Linked DNA regions of Mus musculus: region 1 is linked to region 2. The links are chromatin loops, found by intact Hi-C in ENCODE. Cell type or tissue: heart. All regions are shown on one strand. Links, peaks and the distances in the headings refer to the core of each region. The heading gives the core; the rest is flanking DNA. Region 1 overlaps Nup210 (nucleoporin 210). Region 2 has its middle 68 kb from the start of Fbln2.

The links. Peaks named below come from ENCODE experiments on the same cell type or tissue, not always from the same donor. Only the 100,000 strongest peaks of a DNase experiment are listed, where the experiment ranks them.
Region 1: a loop joins it to region 2, with 7 times the contacts of the local background. A loop is called at or near these places in 9 of 42 quality-filtered maps.

Annotation. Positions count from the first base shown.
Region 1 is chr6:91,053,996-91,064,890 of GRCm38, reverse strand. It overlaps Nup210 (nucleoporin 210), which reads left to right. Exons shown (of 40, transcript NM_018815.2): 15 at 1,952-2,173; 16 at 4,156-4,329; 17 at 9,474-9,666; 18 at 10,395-10,501. Among named protein-coding and RNA genes, the nearest start is that of Gm38860, 49 kb to the right of the region's middle. In heart, for the core only: a CTCF peak has its summit at 5,024 (motif pointing left); no DNase peak of the experiment used is centred there; H3K27me3 peaks cover 804 bases.
Region 2 is chr6:91,275,571-91,286,465 of GRCm38, reverse strand. No RefSeq gene overlaps it. Among named protein-coding and RNA genes, the nearest start is that of Fbln2, 68 kb to the right of the region's middle. In heart, for the core only: no CTCF peak of the experiment used is centred there; a DNase peak (open chromatin) is centred at 5,055; H3K27me3 peaks cover 3,436 bases.

The DNA of each region.
Region 1 (10,895 bases), core at 2,503-7,502, 220 kb after region 2:
TGAACAAACCAAAGAAAGTTGCTCCCTGGTCTCTGTTTCAGCTCCTGACTACAGGTTACTGCCTTGAGCTCCTACCCTGACTTCCCTTCCTCATGGACTGTGATTGGGATGTGTAAACCAAATAAATCCATTCCTCCCCACGTTGCTTTTGGTCATGGTATTTATCACAGCAATAGGAAGCAAACTAGAATAGTCACCAAGTGCTGTCATTGGTACCTGTGGGCAGGCTACGAGTTCCTTAGCACCACAACCACCATAGTCCATAAGAAGCTCTCTGTCAAAAGCTCTGTGAGTTCTCCCTTTGCTTAGTGGAGACTTTGAGGGCTGTGTGATCTCACTGGCTAATTCACAGTTTGCTTCAGTTAGTGTTGAGAATCTGTAGAGTGCTGGGCACTGTTCTTTGCCAAATATAACACGGACCTAGAGACTTGTGCTGGGTGCCTCTGCACACAGGTGAGGAAGATAAAGCCAGGTGTGGTTGTGTACAGCTGTAAGTCCAGCACTCAGGTGCCTGAGGCAGGAGGATCTTAAGTTCCAGGCCAGTCTAGGCCTGGACTCAGTGATGAGACCTGTCTCAAAAAAGAAAACAAAACAACCCTGAAACACAAAAGGAAATCGAAGAGAGCTTGGGAGCAAGACATTGAGCTGGCCCTGAGCAAGCTGGCCAGGGACACCTGAACCCTGTGCATCGCCTGTCTGCAGCTTTGTTTCCTGTGAAAGCGATCTTCCACTACACACACACACACACACACACACACACACAGCATTCACACACACGCACACACACACACACACACACACAGAGCATTCCACACCAGAGAGCAAGCCTTGAGCATGCTGGGCAAGCACTTGACCACATCTCAAACCTTTTAATTTTTATTTTGAGATAGTTTTGCTATGTAACCCAGGCAGGCCTTAAACTGCTTCCTAAGTAGTGGGAGTTACAGACCTCTGCCTTCACATTGGCTAGTTTTTGTTTTTTAAAGCGCAGTGTGTATGTGTGTGTTGGGGTGGGGGCTGGAGAGACGGTTCAGTGGCTAAAGCAGGAGCTGGAGAAATGCTCAGTCATTAAATCACTGGATGCTCTTCCTGTTCAACTCCCAACGTCCACATAGTGGCTCACAACTACCTGGAACTCCAGTCTCAGGGAATCAGAGCCCTCTTTGTCCTCTGTGAATGCATGTGGTACATAGATATACACCCAGGTAAACTACTCATAGAATATAATAATAAGAAGGAGGAGGAGAAGGAGAAAGAGGAGAAGGAGAAGAAGTAAACTACTCATAGAATATAATAATAATAATAATCATAAGTAGAAGTAGTAGTAGTGGCAGTATGGTAGGATTAATGTATATGTTCAGTCTTATGCCCTACATTCAGCACTTGGTAAGTAAGTACTGTGTTGGGACCTGTGCGAAGTGCATCATGCCTTCCCAGAACCTTCTTTGTGAATATTAATGTGTTGCTGGCTCTTACCTCTGAGAAATGAGCATGAAAAGCATGTTTTTGTTCATGAAGTCCTTTCTCTCCCATGTAGTCTGTGTTAGGATAGATCCTAGGTAGGAATTTCTAGGGTTTTATTTTATCTTATTTTGAAACAAGGTCTCTATGTGACTCCAACTAGCTTAGAACTTGCTATGTAGCCCAAGCTGGGCTTGAACTTGTAGAAACCCACCCCTGCCCCTGCCTCTTGAATGCTGCAATTAAACTGGGCACCACCATGCCCTGCACTCTAGTGTACTCCCCGCTCCAATGAGGACTTAATTCTTCCCAAAGCCCCTAACTCATGGCCACTCTGTGCCTGATACCCATGTGAAGACTGAATTTCAAAGAGGACACAGGCTTTGCCTGGCAGTCCCCCAAGCAGGGTGGGGACCTTACTTCTCTATGCCTAGCATTGCCTGGCCACCTCCTCCCAGAGCAATGCTAAGCTTTCCCCTTCTTTCTTCAGGCTGTGGATCCCTCTTCTGTTGCTGTGGTGACCCTAGGCTCCTCAAAGGAAATGCTGTTTGAAGGAGGCCCCAGGCCATGGGTCCTGGAACCTTCCAAATTCTTTCGGAATGTCACTTCTGAAGACACAGGCAGCATCAGCCTGTCTCTCTTGGGTCCTCCAGCCTCCCGGAATTACCAGCAGCACCGGGTCCTCATGACCTGCCAGGCCTTGGGTGAGCAGGTGAGTAGACAGTCACTCTCAGTGCCACCTTGCCTACTGGGAGAGACAGAAAATTTACTCAGTCCTCAGAGAGCTATGAGAATGTTGTTCCTCTTGTATCCAAGAACATGGGAGTCCAAGGCTCAGTGAGGTGGCCTGCCAACTGAATAGAATGTGGCTGTTGGAATCCCCAGTACACATCAGCTTTCTTAAAGCCACCAGAAAAGTCAGAGTGGCCTCCTCTTTCCCAGGGCTATAGTATCCCCCCATCTACTGCTGTAGGGGTAGAGGTTTGAGATCAGGAGTCACAAAACCCCATGTTTCAGGGTCGGGCAGCTTTCAAAAAGTTTGTGACCCTGGACCTGGGTTTAGCACACATACTTCTTCTTTCAGGATTTGGGGGTATGTGCCAATGCCTGATGTGTGAACTTTTGGTTGTTTTGAGATAGGGTTTCCCTATGCAGCTGAGGGTGGCTTGAATGGAATGCACTTTATTATTATGTAGCATAGGTTGACCTTGAACTCACTTTGCCTCAGCTTTCCAAGTGCTGAGATTACAGGCATAAGTTATTATGCCCAGTTTCAGAATTTGGTTTGGTTTTGGTTTAGTGCTGAAAACCAAAAAATATTGGAAGATTAAGAGGACTGAACCAAGCGTGTCGTATCCTGGGTTCCCGCAGAGCCTGCATGGCTGGGCATAGTACCCTATTCCTCAGGCCTGGCCACGTCTGTGTGTGGGCCTTGCACTCTTCTGGCTTCTGATGGATCTGTTTCTGAGAGTCCCCATACGGGAACAGAGAGCAGGCAGAACCATGAACTGAAAAGTGAGAGTGAAAAGAATGCAGAGTCGGGCTGGTGAGATGGCTCAGTGGGTAAGAGCACCCGACTGCTCTTCCAAAGGTCCAGAGTTCAAATCCCAGCAACCACATGGTGGCTCTCAACCATCCGTAATGAGATCTGATGCCCTCTTCTGGTGTGTCTGAAGACAGCTACAGTGTACTTACATATAATAAATAAATAAATCTTTTAAAAAAAAAAAAAAAAAAAAAAGAATGCAGAGTCCATTGAAGATGCACATGTACACCTTGACAGAGCCCCCTGACATCAGCAATCCAAAGCAGGCTGCTGTGTCAAAGGAGTGCCTGGAGAAAGCCCTCACTAGAGGTGCTAGTAGAAGTATAGGACAGTATTAAGAACAAGAAAAGCTGAGGCTGAAGAAATGACTCAGCGGTTATTTAAGACTAAGAGTAGCAACGAATTATCTTGGCTTGTCTGAGTCATTGGAGTTCCTGCCTTGGCCTGTAGAAGTTATAGGTCAGGTCTCCTCTAAGGCCTACACTCTCTGGGCTTCCTCACTTGTGGTATCATGGGCAGAAAGTCAGGAGGTGCCTTCCTCCTCCTGCCTCAGAGCAGACTGTTCTGTCCTCAAGTTGTGTGTCACTGAGGAGGCTGGGGATGCTAGCTCCCTCAGGTGCAGCTGTTAGCTGTATTGCATATAAAACCAGAGGCTGCACTTGACTTCAGTGGCCCCAGTCTAACCACAAGCAGGCCTTTCTGACAGCTCCTGCTCTGTCCTGTGCACTGTTGCATAGTTGGCCTCTCTCCTCTAGCTCGGAGGAGCAAGTGGGCCTGGAGTTAGGTGGTTCCACCTGTGGCTCTGGCCTCTCCACTGGGCTTTGTCCTGTACATCCCCTTTTCTGACCCATTCCTTCACAGTTAAGGTCTCTTAACCTTCAGGGTGCAGATTCCTCCATCTGTGTCTCGCCTTGATGGGTGTGAAGTTAGCACAGATTCCTCTTTCAAATGTCCAGGACCAGCTTCAGCTATGGAGTTTTCCTGATGTCCTGGGGAATCATGAGGCATCTCCTAAACTGCCTCTTCTCTGAGATGTTTGTAGATGGTACCTGGGGTATAGGCATCGTCACTGTCCTACGGACGTTAAGTCTCAGTTCAGAGAGGAGGGACTACGCTCAGGTGTCTGACTGCTCCTCTTGTTCCTTTAGGTCATTGCTTTGTCCGTGGGGAACCGGCCCAGCCTCTCTAACCCCTTCCCTGCTGTGGAGCCCACTGTGGTGAAGTCCATCTGTGCCCCACCATCCAGGCTCACTCTCATGCCTGTCTATGCCCTCCCGCAGCTGGACCTATCCTGCCCATTGCTGCAGCAGAATAAGCAGGTGGTGAGTATGGCCACTCTTGGGGAGGGAGGAGACATTGCCTGGTGGATCGACAAGAGAACCTTAGCTCCCTGCACCCATGCATGGTCTTGACTGTTCTGAGAGCTGGGACTCTATATGCAGGCACCTGAATCTTAACAGCCAGAGCTGTGTGGGGTGTTTCCATTTGCACCTTGCATGAGGGAATCCAGGGCCTGCAAAGGTGGGAGACATTCCAAAGTCCAGTTGCATAGCTGTTCCCAGCTTACAGCGAGACATACATACTTAGCTTCTGGTTTTCTGTTATAGGGGTGGGAAGGTGGCAGGCACTTGTTAGAAGCCAATTTGGAGTTTTGGTCTTTTCCCAGGCTAGTACTAAACAGTTCATCTTCCCTTAATTGTGTGCCCAGTGGAGCCAGTCACAGCCTCAGTCAGCTTCAGCACCATAGGGGAAACTGATGCTCTGTGGAGCTCTGCTGTCCATAACTCATGGGCATTCACTCAGTCCCATGTCTTTGTGTACTGTCAGCTGATGTCAGTGGCTGTCATGTCAGAGCACATGTAGGTCAGGCTGGCTGAGGGGGTGGGGCACAACAGTCCATGGTGTGTTAACTCAAGATGGTGTCATTGGGGTGTGACCTCATCCTAAGTCCAGGAGCTTCTGTAGTAGCCAAGCAAGACACAACCCCTCAGGCCCAGACTCGCTGTTGCCCTCTGCTGGGCACCTGAGGAGCTGTAGAGCCCTTGTGGAGCATCCTGTGGTTTCAGCTGTTCGTGAGGGGTGTTGTCTTTGTGTGTGGTCAGAATGGGACTGGGGGCTGTGAGGAGAGAGGACATCAGCATTGTATTGTCACAGGGCAGGGCATTCCAAAGTAAGTGTCAGGAGGGGAAGAAAGTGCCTGGGGCCTTCAACCAGCGGTGGTGGGGGTAACACCTACAGGTTGGCTTTCCCAGAAGCAGGTCAGTCAACAGGTTCAGTCCTCAGCTCTGGAGTCTCATAGCCCCCGGCCCTGAGTGCATCCAGCTCAGGGATGTGGGAGAAAGTAGCCTCGGCCCTGCATGGAGGAAGGAAGTCATGGTTTCCTCGTCCCTCCAGCACATACTCTGGTATCCCTCCTGTGTACATGGTGGCTAAGGCCAGTTCTGTGGGCTTGGAACCTTCACCTCATAGCCTCATCTCCCCCATCACCATGACCATCTCTGAGGTGGGCAGAGTTGAAAATGCGGAACCAGCTTTATCCGTCTCCAAACCCAGCAGCTGCTCCTCCTAGGGTCTGTGTTTTCCCAAAGTCATCTCAGAGTAGGGCTTGATCACCTCTGTGCATCCAGGCCTCCCACACATCTGAATGAACCTTCTGATGCTGAGTATGTCCATAGCCTTTCCAGCTGTGGGGCGGGTGCTGTGAGCCGGGTCCCTGGTGGGTGAAAGACAGCTCTGCCTTTGATCCTCACCGTCTGGTGGAAGCTTGGTTAGGAGAGCTGTACAGCTGTACAGCCTGGGCCTTGAGGACCAGCCTTCATCTCTCCTGGTGGGGTCAAGCACACCTGTTTCCCCTACTGCTCTGGTGTGGATCTGTGAGGCGGTTTTGCCTTCTCTGGCCCTTGTTCACCCTGGAGCTGAGAATTAATACTCCACCGACCCCCACGTATCTCCTTCACTTGCTTCACTTGTGCCAGTAAGGATGGTTTACAGTAAGAGGTACATCAAGGAGTGGGAAGTGGGGTGGGGGTGGGGGTTACAGACTCAGAACCTGCAGGTGGCTTAAGCCCCAGTGTCTGCTGCAGAATCAATGACCGTCTCTTTTGTTTTGTTTTGTTTTTGACCTTGGATTGGGGTGCTCAGAGAAAGACTTCTATATCTCAACTTGAAGACTTGTTGAGATGAAATCCTCAAGCCTTTTTAGCTTTTTGTTAAACCACATTATTGCATAGTTACAGCATACACAGTGTGTGTGTGTGTGTGTGTGTACATATATAAAATCTGTGAGCTATCAAATCAGTCTGGGCAACCCTTCCTTTCAAATGATATTTCCATTGTGTTGGGAAGCTTCAGACTGCTCCCTTTGGCGTTCTTCATGTAATCGATTATTCTGGTATTTAGTTGCCCCCCTGTGCTGCAGAACCCCAGAGCATACTGCTCCCCATGTTCAGCGCTACATCCCATCCTTCTCCCCCCCCCCCCCCCGTATCCCCCCCAAGCCTCCAGTGACTCCCGCCTGCTCTACTCTGCTTCTGTGAGATCATTTTAGCTACCACGCATGTGTGAGGGCCCACATCACCTGTCTGTGTGTGTGTCTCTCTCTCTCTGCCTGGTTTGTCTGCAAGCTTTACCTTTTAGTTCACATCTGTTTTGTGTAATTGTCCTTGGTAGAGGGAACAGCATTGTGCTAAGTTTGGATTCTCAAGAAACATCTGTCTGCTGGGCTCCCAGCCAGAGGCAGGGAGCAAAAGTCAGTGAAGAAGTTTCACCATGATTCCAACAGGAGAGATAGTTGGCTTGTGTTCAAGCCCCCACCTGCTGTGGGAACCAATGATTGATGGTGACAGAGGCCAGTGATGGGTTATGTGACTAGATGTAGAGTCAAGAGAGTAGCCATGATACATTCTGTGTTTTCTGCTTAAACCTGCTTGTGGCTTACAGTTGGGCTCAGTGGCAACACCAAGTCCCTTCTGTGGCCTGTGGAATCTTGGGACCCTGGTCCCTAGCTGTTCTTACCCCTGACTCTATGCCTTTCATGCTTGAATACGTTGTCATTTCCCCTACCAGTCAGTCCTAGGGACTTGGATAGGCTGAGCCCTGGGGCTTGTAGCTCCCCCTTTCTTGGCCCCATGCCTTCCTCACTGTACCTGCCCTTGCCCCTTATTTCTTTATCCAGATTCTTCTTTGCCTTTGGCTTCAATTAAAGGCATACCTGCCTCTGCATACCTGACCCCTCCTCCCAGTCCTCTCACTCCCCGGTTCCTATAGTGACCTATTACTGTAGAATTTGCTTGCCTAGTTCAGTCTCTGCCAGTCACCAGAACAGAGCCTGGCTCCTGCCAAAAGCTCAGCAAGCAACTGTGGGTAAGTGAGCGCCAAACCAGGAGCACATTGCCCCTGAGTCCCTCTGAGAGGCACCCTCGTGTAGACTTAGGGACACTAAGACAGCAAGAGCATGGGGAATGGATGCTAGCCGGGAGAGCATCGACCTTCATGTTGAGCAGTCTGCGCTGCTAAGCTGCAGCAGGACAAAAACCAGATCACATACAGATGTGTCTTCCCTGACTTTAAGCATGGGTGAGGAGCCCAGCAAGGGGTTTCTGGTCTCTCTGCAGCCAGACTGGGTTAGTCCAGGGCTGCCTTGGACTGAAAGGTGATGGCGTGACTCTGGAGCTTGACTCAGAATGGACTGCATGTTGTTGGTGTCAGCAAGAAGTAATGGGCCTTGGACACAGAACTGCCGTGCGATCCATCAGTCCCTATATTCCCAAGCCATGAGCCGGCCATTCAGGCGTGGCCCCTGCGATTTATGGTCCCATTAGGGGACCTTGAAGAAGATATATCCCCAAGGTGCATCTAGGTGCAGTATCAATTTAGTTTTATAGCTCTCCAAATGCAGAAGCCACCTAGGACATGTTTGCAGGGTAAATTATTGGCAAGGTGAAATACCAGTATGGAGTCAACCAGCGGGAATGATTGACTGTAGTCAGACCAGGGCAGGTCCAGGTCTTGCAGGCAGGTCATTCAGTGTTCCTTTTACAATCTTGGGTGCTGCTGTGTACCTGGGGACTGATTAGTCCGGGATTGGGTTGAGCTGGTGCCTAAGGAGCAAGCAGTGTCACAGAAGTCCTTGGAGCATCTGGCCTGCTGTGTTCTGCTCTAAGCCTGTGAGAGTGTGAGCAAGTTCTGGAAAGAGTCTGAGCTACAGCATTTCATTTTGTAAAGTGGGAAAGCTCTAGTCAGCCTGCAGGCATGCTTGCATAGAGCTGATGTCTTTCCCAGAAAAGCACTGATTTTCTACCAGAAGCTGGGAGGAAGGGTGAGATGTCTGGGGAAAGAGCTCTGCAGTCCCTGCCCACACTCACAGCTCCCCAGTTTGTGTCCTGCCCAGTTAAAACCCTTGGTGTACCCAGTTGGAGAGCCAAGTTGCTGATATGAAAGAGTGGTTCTTAAATTGCAGCATGCTTAGTCATGTCTGGAACCAGGAGAGATACAAGAAATTGGAGAGGGATCCTGGAGGTAGAGGCAGGAAGCTTGGTGCAACATCAATCAGGGTGGCCATGTCACATTAACAGCCCCCAACCCCACAGCTACATATCTCAACTGTGCAATGTAAGCTCAGCTCTTGCCTGCATAGTGCAAGAGTCTCAAGATGTCCACCAGTAAGAGCCATTGTACAGAAAGTTTGTGCTTAGGCCTCAGAGGGTCCCCTGGAATTACCACAAATCACTTGTCACATCTCACTAGACTTAGTGAGTTACCCCTAAGGTGACAGGATAGTCCTTCCTTCTGGGCTGTGCCTGAATGGATTATATCAGCTGTAAGCTATGCTAGAGCCCACCCCATCACAGTGTGAATTGTGAATTTGTCTCTCTAAAACCACAGTACAGGATTCATATTTAAAATAAAGTCCTGGGTCAGTAGTTATGAGTGCTGGGTTCAGTTCTCAGCACCCACATGATGGCTCATAACCATCCTGCCCTCTTCTGTCCTCTACAGGCATGAGGCTTACATATGTATATGTAGGGAAAACATTCAAACACATAAATCAATCAATCTAAAAAAAAACAATATGAAAAAGTCCCAGCCGATAGGTTTTGCTTCCTACCCTGACCGAAGCAGACAAAGATGGAGGCCTTTCTGCCTTCCTGCGCAGGAAGAGCTGGAGCCAAGGGTCAATCCAGATTTAGGGAGATACTCCTGCCTCTCCTGGGCTGCCTCTCCTTGGCGTGTACCCTGTGTCTGTTTGTTAGGGAAAAGGGGAGTCCTTATCACCCCTGGAGAAAAAGGAGCCAATCTGGGCAGAACTTTGGGCACCTGAATGATGGCATTCCTGAATGTTGGTTATAGCTCATCTCTGCCCCTTCACCAGCCACAGGGAAACTCCCAGCTTCATGGCATGCCTGTGGCAGGCAGTAGTGCCAGAGTCCTGGATGTGGCCCCGGCATCTGATCATTGTTTCTTTTAGGTTCCAGTATCCAGTCACCGTAATCCCCTGTTAGACCTGGGTGCCTATGACCAACAGGGCCGGCGATTCGATAACTTCAGCTCTCTGAGCATCCAGTGGGAGTCCTCCCGGCCATTGCTGGCCAGCATTGAGCTTGACCAGCCCATGCAGCTGGTATCCCAGGATGATGGGAATGGCCAAAAGAAACTACATGGTGAGCCAGGTCTTTAGCTAGAGGGCCTGGAGCTGGAAGAGATGTGGGAAGCCCTAGACACACAGGAAGGATCCTGCACTAAGTTCATGCCTCGGACCTCAGGCGTCATTCAGAACTGAACCATGGAACACAGAGAGAGTTCAGATCCCTATCCCTCCCTTTTTGAGACAGAGTCTCACTGTAGCACTGGCTGGCCCAGAACTCACTATGTAGACCAGACTAGCCTCAAGACATTGAGATCCACCTGCTTCTGCCTCTTGAGTGCTGAGATGAAAGACATGCCATGACAGTTGGCTGCTGATTTTTTTTTTTTGAGATAAGATCTCCTTTTTATGCAATCAAGCTAGCCTCAAACAGATCTTTTTGTCTCTTGAGTGCTGAGATCTCACACATGGGTCAGTATACCCAGTTTCACTATTTCTTTAATCCCATTTAGGCATGTGGGGTAGGAACCAGGGGCTCAGGACCCAGAGCAGCCAGATCTCCTGTCTCAGACCCCCTGGCCAAGCCGTGGCAGTAACAAACTTCCTCAGCCGCCCAATGTTGAACTTGTCCTTTCAACTTATCTCAGCAACTGTTCTGGACCTGTTAATCCTTACAGGACTAAAAGCCTCAGCAAACTCAGTTACCTGTTTCAAAACTTGAAACTGAATCAGCAGCAGGATGAGGTAGCCCCAAGGTAACCAAGGGGCCTGTGACTGATATTTGTTTCCTGTCTGTGCCCTCAGGTTTGCAGACAGTCTCGGTTCACGAGGCATCAGGAACCACAGCCATCTCTGCCACAGCGACTGGCTACCAGCAGTCCCACCTGAGCGAAGCCAGAGTGAAGCAACCGGTATCTTCCAGAGGACACAGTGGGTGGGACCATGGGCAAGGCCAGGACGGATCCTGGTTTTGTGTAGATTCTGTCTGGAGATCACTACCTGCTTGATTTTTCCTTGCTTCCCAGCATCTCTTGATGGCTTCAGGCTAAGGTGCTGCTTGGAAGGGGTTGGGGGAGAGGGATCCAGTGGGTACATTTGAGGAATTAGAAGGCTTCTCCAAGGATGGACCTGTGTGGATGATACCTACCCTGTCAGACTACCCCATAAGCTGCTACTGAAATGGTGGAGACAGTAGATACTTGTGGACAGGGAAAGTGGGGGGCTTGTGTCCTTGAGAGCCAGGATGCTAAGACAATCAGGATGCTAATTCCTCTGGGAGAAATCAGTTCCCCTTTGGATGTTTTG
Region 2 (10,895 bases), core at 2,474-7,473:
CTACATGCCTCTAGTCAGCGAACTTGAGCTGATTCGGCTGCAGGCCCTCTAATGTGTCAGGCAACAAGCCCCGCACTATAAGCATTCGCCCGCTGCGGGATGCTGTCCACTACAGTCTGCACACCAGTGGGCAGCCTCCGAGGGGCGTAGACTGTATGACGCGGGAGGACAACCGAGAGCACAACGACCAAGGGCGACGGTCTCTGCTGGGAGGAAGAGGGTGGTCTGGCACTGAATTTGCCTCCCAAATCAACCTGGGGGAGCCTCTCATTGTTCTTGTCTCGCCAGGAGGAGAAAAGTTTAGTCTAAATGCCGTCTGGTCCTCACGAGCACCTGCCAGGACACAGTGCTCAGCGACTTGCTTCTCTGTGTCTCCACTGCTGAGGCCCCGCATCGCCCAACCTACTAGTCAACCGTGCTGTGATGGGCAGGAACATGTGTACATCTGGGAGTGATCCAGGTTTCCTGTCGCAACCCGGTGAACCCGCTACTCGCAGCAATCTCATCTCACAAGGCAGGAAAATCAGACACCAAGAAGTCTAGGAACTTGCCTATGTCTCACAGATGGGAAAAGGCAGAACGGAGATCTGAATTCTGCGGGACAGGACAGGGCCGTGGGCTGCAGTGTCTAAGCCCTGCTCTCTACTGAAACCCTTAGCGCACCAGCCCTGCGATCTGGAGCAGAGACCTGCAATCAGCAGGGCTCAGAGTGTGTGATCTCCGGGTAGAAAGTTCTAGGACCTGCGCCTCGGCTTTCCGCGGACCAGCGCCTAGCGCCCCTGCGCCTGGATAGCTTTCTGCCAGAGCCACCGCTCGGACACACGCACTGACGATCCGCGACGCTCGCAGCGCCTCCTGGTGGCGTCCAACATCCTCAGCGGCGGTGGCTTTGGCGCACGCCCTAGCTGCACTGGCCAAAGGCGGCTGGCCACGCTAGGGACTGGCACTCAGCAGCTGAGCTTCGCCACCTGCCGCTGGAGTCCGGGCTCTTCCTGAGAGTCCCGGCATGCCTGCCCCATGGCTCCAAGCCAGGCTGAAAGTCAGAGCCCGGAGTCAACGGCCCGACTTCACCGCGGCCTCCCCGTGAGCAGCTGTCCCGCTCTGGATATGTGGGCCCTGAAGAGGGACCCGGGAGTGTCCACCTGTGGCCACGCTGACTACGCTGCGCACCCGCCAGGCCCACATCCTGCCCCGGTGGGCGCGAGCAGGCAACGGCGCCCACCCTGCTTATCACTGCAGAACGGAGAGCGGGAAATGCCAGGGCCCGGGGCACGGAAAAGGGCGGAGAGCTGGTCCCTAAAGCCACGTGGGTTGGGAATATGCCTCTGGGTCAAGTGCCCAGGGACTTGATCTTCCGGCTACACTGCCCTGTCCTCGAGAGCTTTTCAAACTGGTGACGCAAACATCAATTTGGGGAGGGAAGGGGAGGGGTGTACAGCCAAAATAATGCCCCCCTCCCTGTGCGGCCCCGCCTTAGTCACTGGTCTCTTCACAGCTAGATCTCAGGCTACGGGGGATGGGGAAGCCGGGGGAGGGGGAAGCCGAAGGCAGGCCCAAGTCTAACAAAGGACTGGATGCTCCCTAAGCCCGAGCCAAGACTGTTTCCATGGTAACCCTCTTCAAGGATAAAGGAAAGGCTTGGTTCCCCCAACACGATGCTACTAGCTGTGAGAAGGGGAGCTGAGCCTTAGAACACAGGTAGGGAGACTGAGTTTGGGGAAAGGATAGGGACATGTTGCAAGTTCCCCTACTATCCAAGACACCCAGGTTTCCCACTGAAAGTCCATCATGTTTCCTAGAGCACCTGTTTCCTGAAGCCCCCGCTATTTCACACTGAGGACAGGAACACTATCTGTAAGTGACCAAGCTCTGAGGAAGCTACACTTCTCTAGGGAGAGGAAGAGCACGGTGGTGAGGAGGGTCATCATGGAAGACCTGGTGGCCAGCAAGGGCATGCCTGAGAAAACACATGGGGTAGTGGGGCCTTCTGGAAAAGAGGAAAGGAAAGAGGCCTTCTGAACATCAGGAAGCAATGTCTGGGGCAAAGGGAGTGGTCCCAGGCCAGGCAGCAACTTTAGCCTACCGAGCATCTGGGAGATGTGGCGGCTCCAGGGAACCCTAGGTGGGCAGGGGTAGGTTAGCCCAAGCAGTCAGGCACTGCAGAAAAGGGCTGTATCCACAGAAGCAAGTCTCCTGCAGAGGCACGCTGGGGCATTGGAGGCTAGCAGCAAGAGAGACATGGGGCAGGGATCAGGCCGGAGCAGCTAGGTCTGCACACGAGGATGGTCTGAAATAGAGAAGCTTACGGAGGGATGGGGTCAAGTTCGGGAATGTCCTCAGAGTTCATTCTGCAGAACTCACCAGGGGTGTGAATGTTGGGGAACAGAGGGGGGGAGATCTAGAATGTTCTGGGGTCCAATAGATAGAATATGGGAGTGTGAAAGAGGAGTCATATTTCTAGCCCAAAGCAATGGAGTTGCCAAGGGGCTATCTCTCCTCCCTCCTGTTCCAGCTTGGACTACCCTATGCACACCTTTCTCATTCACCCCTCTCATGGTCACCCAACCCACTGCTGCATTTTTGCTCTGCCCATAGACTGAACATTTTGACAAACACAACTGTCGACTATCTGAAAAAGACCTGCCTTTCCACTGAGCTGTGTGCGCAAGGTTGTTTAAATTCTCTACAAACATTTCTTTGCTTTATGCCACACCTGGTGCCACTAACTGGGACTCAGTTTACCATCATCATAGCCCCTTCTTCCCCCTCACTCCTCCTTCTCCTCCATGCAGAACCCCGCCTTACTCCTACCTGTTTAGAAGCAGCCATGTCTGGAGCCACAAGTGGGATGTTATGCAAAGGCCATGTGGTCTGGAGGAGACTCCCCAAGAGGACAGGTTAGTCTGGGGCACAAATTTCAGTGTGCAGGCGGTGTACAGTGAGTAGGCCAGGGTATGGCTGCCAAGGCTGTGCTGTTCACAGTGAAGAAGCTGAGGCCTCCCAGCCTCAACCACAGAGAGAACAGCCCAGACTTGGGTCATGGCACACTTGGCCTTCTTGGTGCTGGAGTTCTTGTCCCCCAGCCGTGGTAAAAGGAACCTTATTCTCTTTGGGCCTGACCTTTGGAGGCAGGATAGTATTCAGAAAGCCTCAATCCCAGCTACCATCCCTCGGGCTCTGCCAACCTCCCACAGGGATGGCTCGGCTGGCCCAAGGGCGTTGGCCTGATGACTCGGCTATGGGTGGGAACTTCAGGCACAAACCCTGACCCTGATGCCGAAGCCCTGGAGCCAGCACAGCAGCACTACTGTCCCTTCCTGTTCCCACCCTTCCTGAGCTTCAAAGGGTCAAAGTCCTAGAACAGGGAGGACAGAAACCTTAGTGTCAGCCAAGCAGAACTGGCCTTGAGCTTCCGATCTGATAAAATGGACAGAAAGGAGGATGAGTCTCTGACTACCCTACCAGGGCACGGCCTCAGAGTCTGAGCCCTGTACCTGGGGCCAGAGCTGAGTTATCATCAGCCCCTGCTAAGGAGGAGCCAGGAGCAGGTGCTTCAGGGCTAAGGAGAGGATACCTGGGCAACTCCTATTCCACCAACCTGCCCCATACCCCGGTCCTGGCCCACTCTGGATCTTCCTCCCAGCTAGTTTGCATCCTGGCAAGAGCATGCCTGTGTTGTTGATTCACTCAGCATGTATCTGTGTCTGCTTTGCTCCATGCCTGGTGCTGGGTGCTGGGGACTCAGAGGGGAACTCATTTGCACATACACTGAGAAGTGAGACTAGCAAGCACCTAGAAAGCAGTTGGGGAAGCTCTAACTCTGTGGAGGGTGCTCAGAGCTGGGCATTGCAGGATGTATAGGAGTTTCCATGCTCTCCAAGCAAAAGGTCCAGAATGGGAAAGAAGAGTGGGCAAGGTGACTGGTGCACAGGGTTCGGCAGGGAGTGATGGCCACAAGACTGAAGAGGGTGGGGCCAGGATGGTGGGCTGTGAAACTCATTCGTATTGCAAGCAATGGAGAGCCATGGTGAGATGAACACAGCACATGTCAGGAGCATGCTCTGCTAGCTACTGGCAACCCCCTCCTGAGACAGCAGGCTTGGCAGATAGACTCAGTCAGAAAAACCAGCCCCACCCCAGCCTCTCATCAGCCCTAGCTGAGGACCCTGTGCAATCCTGAGAAGGATTTGCAACCTCTCTGGGCCTAGAAAGTGAAGACAGGCATAGAAGGGAGGATGATTCTGGTGAGGTGTAAGGACAAGCATGCAGCCACCTGTCCCTCTCAGAGCAGGCAAGGTAAGTGGGCCAGGCCTGGATCACTTCCCACCCCTGGGAATGGCTGGCCAAGGGCCTGGGGACCACAAAGACCAAACAGCACAGAGCTGCAGGTTGGGTGCCACCAGCCAGGCTCTCCACAATCACATGCATTTACCGAGAAACACACAGACACCAGGTCCTCCAGGCATCCAGGGTAGGACAGGCCCCATTTACAGCCACTACCCCAGCGCAGCTGTCAGAACTGCCTGCTCTCACGTGGGTGGCCAGACCAATTCAGCAAATGCTACGGTCAGCACCCCATACTGGCCACACACAGGAGTTGCCTTTCCAGAGGGCCTCTCCCGCCCAGCATGTACATGCTCATGTCTGTGCATGTGGGCTGGCAGCTAGGCACACCTAGTCTTTTTTAAATGCCAATTACACAGAAATTACAGTTATCAGAAGCCATAGTGGGGCTCCAGTGGGCCTCTTAACCCTATAGCGTTCTCCAGTAGCAGGTCTCAAACTAGTATAATTCCCATAAACAGAGAGAAAATAGGAAACAGAGGCTCTGAAAAGCCAGACAACCACAGCCAAAGCAACAGTGATCCCGTGCCTGTGGCAAGGGTGACGGGGAAGGTATCATGTTCATTAGAATTTGGAAACAGGTACAAGGTGTCATCTGAACTCCGCACACCCCCTTGCTTATGTGCTTCTAGGCGACTCCCCAGCCCTACACTGGCTAGAATGAAGTTTACCCTAGCTGCATCAACTGCTAGCAATCCCGCTCTTGGCCACCAGGTGTCACCACACACCGCCTATGGCCTGGAGAGGCCACAGCTATGGAGATAATCAGGTATCAAGCTAGGAGTGAGATTGTTGAAGCTCTGTGGCAGTCCCTAGAATTGTGCTGTTTCTGGTCAGCCAATAGGGTCCTTCTTTACCCAGATATGAGTCAGAGAAGACAAAGAGAAGCCTTCCAGTTTGAGCAGTCCCAGCCCTTGAGGGCCGAGGTGCTGGGAGCTGGACTGGCAGATGACAGAGCCAGAGGCTGCAGCCACAGCCCTGGAATCCAGGACCCTGTTGCTTCTTAGACTTAGGAGCTAGAAGCTCAGAGCTGTGGGTGTTCATGCTGGAGGTTCATCACCCTGGGCTTTAACCCCCAGTGGCCCTGGCACTGGGCTGCTATTGTAACACTAGGCAGCTACCTGGGTGTCACAGCTAACTGGGGCAGCAAGCAGCTAGCTACCTTCTAGTGGCACAGCTCCTGGGTGGGTCTGAGGTACTGGGCCGCTCAGCTCCTGTAGTGACTTATGTTACAGCTCTCAGGCACTGGGTTGCCCTGTGATATCCTGAGTAGTGACAAATGTAGGGTGTCTAAGACCGTTGGCCCTGGAGACTCAGTGGTACCCTGGGATGAAGGCCACAGGTTCTGCCTCTACCTGGGATCTCTGCCTTCTCCCTCCTTCTCTATCCCCTTTACCTCATCCCTAGTTGTCTTAACCCCAACCGTTCTTTGAACTCTTCAACAACCTGTATGGTCATACTCCTTAGGGACGTGACAGTCTCTCCTTGGTGAATTCACTTGGACCTCAATAAAGATCAAAGTGGGTGTGTCCCCCATTACCCTGGGACACACTCCAAGATCCCCACTAGGCACCTAAAATTGTGGGTGGCCCTTAGTCCTATGGATCTTGTGTTTTTGTTTTATATGCTTGCCTATCTTTTTTTTTTTTCCAAGACAGGGTTTCTCTGTATAGCCCTGGCTGTCCTGGAATTCACTCTGTAGACCAGGCTGGTCTACAAAAAAATCAAAAAATCAGAAATCTGCCTGCCTCTGCCTCCCAAGTGCTGGGATTAAAGGCGTGTGCCACTACTGCCTGGCATGATCATTCATTTTATAAATGGAGCATGGTAAGATATTGTGACAGAAATAGTACAGGGCAGTAGCAATACCATGGAGCAAATGCTCTGGGGCGCTGTAGCAAAAGTAATGTGCCTGCTCTCTCCCCTCTCCTCCCTACCCTACTCCCTGTCACTCAGAGAAAGCTCTTCGCTTCACTTCTTCCTTACATGAGGGAGCACTCACAGTTCTTCATATGACTGGAGCACTTATGGATTCTCTTTGTCTGAAGGGAGCACATTTGGCTCCTCTTCCCTTGAGGAGAGCACTCCCAGATCCCCTTCCCATGAAGAGTTCTATCAGTCACGTTTCTGTTGCTGTGATAAAATACCATGACCAAGGAAGGCATGGTCATGGAAGGAAGAAGGATTACGGTTTATGGTTTCAGAGTGATGAGAGTCCCTTAGGGTAAGTATGGCAGCACTCAACAGACTGGGCGACAGAGCAGGAAGCTGAGCGATCTTATTTTCAAGCACAAACACAAAGCAGAGAGAGTGTAGAAACAGAGAAAGGAGGAGTGCTTTCAAGCTGGGAGAGGCTGAGTGCTCTCAAGCCTCCCCCTCAGTGTAGCTCCTCCCCCCTCAGTGTAGCTCCTCCCCCCTCAGTGTAGATCCTCCCCCTCAGTGTAGCTACTCCCCCCTCCGTGTAGATCCTCCCCCCTCAGTGTAGATCCTCCCATAGTTACTCCCACTAGACCACACATAGATACCTCCGCCAAACAGAGTCACCAGCTAGGGACCAAGTGTTTAAATATTTGAGCCTATAGGTGCATTTCCCATTAAAGCACCACAGGGGAGTACTTCCAACCCCTCTTCACACTGAGGGGTGCACTCCTGGCTTCTCTTCAGCCCATCTGGGTTCCCAGCATCACTACCCTTGCCCTCTGGAGCTATCTAAGAAAAGCAAAGGCCACTTTGCTGAGTATGGTGGCCGTGCCTATAACCCTAGTGCTTCAGAAGTGGAGGCAGGAGTCTCAGCTACCCAGTGAGTTCAAGGTCAGCCTGAGCCACAGAAGACTATCTTAAAACAATTAGAGAGTGAACAACAAACACAACCATTTGAATGCCAGGACTGGAATGAGACTGTAGATTCCACAACCAAAACGTCAAATGATACCTGCTTGGCTGTCATGGCAACTGATACTCCAAACATGACTGAGTGTGGAAGAATGGCATTATGTCACTCTATTTGGAAGAGGTCAGAGCCAGAAAACTAGGAATTACCTCTTTTAAATTTTTTATTTTCTTAAATTAATTTTCATTTTATGGGTATGAGTGTTTTGCTTACACGTATGTCTGTTCACCACATGTGTGCCTGGTGCCTGTGGAAGCCAGAAAACCCCCTGGAACCAGAGTTGTGAGCTACTATGTGGGCACTGGGAACTGAACCATCTTCACTTGTAAGGGGGCACTCTAAGCTCCTCTTCAAATGATGGGAGCACCTCCAGATTCTCTCCACCTGAAAGGCCTTTTCAAGTGCAGCAAGCGCTCTTACCTACTGAGCCATCTCAACATCTTATCATTCCTGTGTGTGCATGCACGCTGTGGGTAAATGTGTGCCACCTGTGTGGGTCGGAGGTTAACCCACACAGTTCTTTCCTTCTACCTAGTACCTTTACTCACTGAGCCATTGCACCAATCCCTGGATTATTTGTTTCTGGAACTTTCTCTTTAATGTTCTTGGGTGGCTGTTGATGAAGGAGAACTGGAAGGGAAGGGGAGATCTCAGTGAGAGGACTGCAGCAGCTGGGTCTCGCTGGCAATTCCCTGATGACAGAAACAGGATATCTTTTCACATGCATATCAGCCATCTGCAGGCATGCTTGCTGAGGTGTCTGCTCAGCTTTTTGCCTGCCTTGTAATTGTGTCATTTTCTATTGTTACATTTTAAGAGTCCTTTGTATGCCTTGGACAATAGTCCTTTATCAGCTATGTCATTTGCAATTATTTTCTGCCAGTCTGTGGCCTTCCTTATTCTCCTGGCTTTGGCCACCCTCATAGAATTTTAATCTTTATATGACCCTTGGTAAGCCAGGACCCTCTCTGCCCATCTCTGGGAAATAGGTTGAGCCCCTAGCACAGAACTTGAAGCACGGGGCTGCTGGGAGGCCCTGGTGAATCTGCATCTCCTCAATTTTCTTGGTGGAGAATGTTGCTCACGGACCAGGAAACCCCTGTGCCCTCACAAGTGGTTGTATACCAGGAAGACTCTCACATGTAGATATCCGTTAGTCCTAGGCGGAGCAGAGAAGTTGGCCTTAAGGTGACTATGGGTCCAGACATATGGTTTAAGTATGGACTGTTTGTTTGCTCCAAGTCAGCACTGTGGGTTCCCTCAAGAACCATCTCATTTAACCTCCAACTGTCCCCCACAGACTTCTGTCCCCAGCTCACACTAAACCGGTTCCCAAGCCCCTCTGGGTCACAATGTGACGTTTCAAAACCTCCCACACCACTGAAAACACCTTTCCCCTAAACCTACCTGCCCAAATCCATCTTGGCTCTTAATCATTGGAGTTGGGATGCAGCCACAAGAGGGCGCCCTTGCTCGCCCGTACACCAGAACTCTGCAGGATTGAAGAATCAGCAGACTCAATTTCAGGCCCCCAGACCTCCTGTGAGCCCAACTCACCGCCCCCAGAGGAGGGACTGCCCTGCCCACATCAGGACAGTTCTGTTTGTGCACAAAGAGCTTTGTAATGGCTCCGGGCTACCCTGCAGAAACCATGTGACCTTCAGAAACTCTCAAGAGAACAGCTTGACTTAGGGATCTCAGAAGAGGCCTGGGGCTTCCAGAGAAGTTCAAGGCCTAGAAACATATGTACATTTTCTCACTATTTACATGTTGCTCCAAACTTCTCTAAATGAAACGTCAAGAACCCAGGGGCCACCTGCTACCTCTGTTGCAGGAAGAACCCCGGTTAATAGCACATCCAAGTGGCTTAGGTAGAACACCCCACACACCCTGCCCACCACAGGCCAACAGCAAGTTAGCTCTGTGCCCCTCAGCCTGCCATTTTGGGAAACACATATGCAAGCTGCTGGGTACCACTTTTTGCAGGGAAGCCCTATGCCAGGACAGGTTAGAGCCTAGACACCTGCAGACAGCATGCACTCCTACACATGTGTCCTCTACAGAAGAAGCCTCACACAAGCCCATGCCCATGGTCATGCTGCCCAGGACCCCACAGCTCCAGGCCGATCCTGAGGACGACCCCTGGAAAACCCAAATCCTATGATTCATTCCCAGTCCTCAAAGCTGCTGAGATTCAACCAAGAACATGCAGGATAGGCTGTGGTCCCTGGGAGGGGTCTGTGATGGTCTGAAACAGGCATGTGGTTTCCATCAATGTTCCTGAGCATAAGAGAGCCAAGCTAGCCTTGAGCCCACTCTAGCTGACAATGACTTTGATCCTACTCCTTCTGCCCTCATCTCCCAAGTACTGTGCATTGTGTGCATCACCCAACCACCATTCCCAGTGGAGTTAGGGACTAGTTCTGCTCTCAAGGAGTTGGGTCCATGGAGTAGAAAACAAAACAAAACAGGAAGTAATGAAAATGTAACTCAAAATCCTCTGGTGGGTTGAGCCAGTGTGAGCCAAGCCCCTAGCCTCCGACTGCTTCCACTGAGGGAGAACTGTTCCTGCCCTTGGACCCTCTTCCCTGGCGGGGGGGGGGGGGGGGGAGCTGCCAGGAGTACAGTGACTGTCACCCTCAGAGCGGACAAACCCACAGGTGTGAGAGAGAAGGGCAAAGGGATCACAATCCAACAGGGGACATTTCTAAATCAGCGCAGAGGGGATGAACTGGGCAGCACAGTACAGTGTTCTCTGAGACAAGTGAACCAATGGGAGTCCAGCTGCTCTCCAACGCAGAGGGGACCCAAACAGTTCCACTTTACTCCAAGTATAGAGGGCAGCCAAGTCTGGCATGGGAAGACAAGCAGTGTGTGCTCTGTCACATAAATGGAGTCCTTGAAAGTTGATCTTGGGCTGGAGAGATGGCTCAGAGGTTAAGAGCACTGACTGCTCTTCCAGAGGTCCTGAGTTCAATTCCCCACAACCACATGGTGGCTCACAACCATCTATAATGGGATCTAATGCCCTCTTCTGGTGTGTCTGAAGACACCGACAGTGTACCCACATATATAAAATAAATAAATCTTTAGAAAGAAAAGGGGAGGGAGGGAGGGAGGGAGGGAGGGAGAGGGGGAGGAAGGGAGGAAAGAAAGGAAGGAAGAAAGAAAGAAAGAAAGGAAGGAAGGAAGGAAGGAAGGAAGGAAGGAAGGAAGGAAGGGAAAAAAAGAAGGAAGGAAAGTTGATCTCACTGAAGCTGAGAGCAAGCTCTGGGGAGGGCAGAGAAAGAGCAATCAGTGAGGGATGCAGTGTGGTTGAGGGGGAAATATTCCAGTGTGCCACAGCACAGCACCTGGGAGTGGGGTGTAACTAATTTAGTGTCTCAAAGTAGCCAGAAGAGTTAGAATGTAGTCAGTTTAGAGAAACAATGGAAACCTAAGGTTGTATATACTGTAACAACCCTGTGCGGGTTACTCCTAGGGTAGTTTGAGTGAGTGTTCCCCCCCCCCATCCCCCTACCCCCTCTCAGTATTTGAACACCTGGTTCCCAATTGGTGGCGCTGCTCGGGCAGGCTTAGGAGGTGTGGCCTTGCTGGAGGCAGTGTCACTGGGAGCTTAAAACTTTCTGGTTCCCTCTCTCTGTTTTCTGCTCACAGTTCA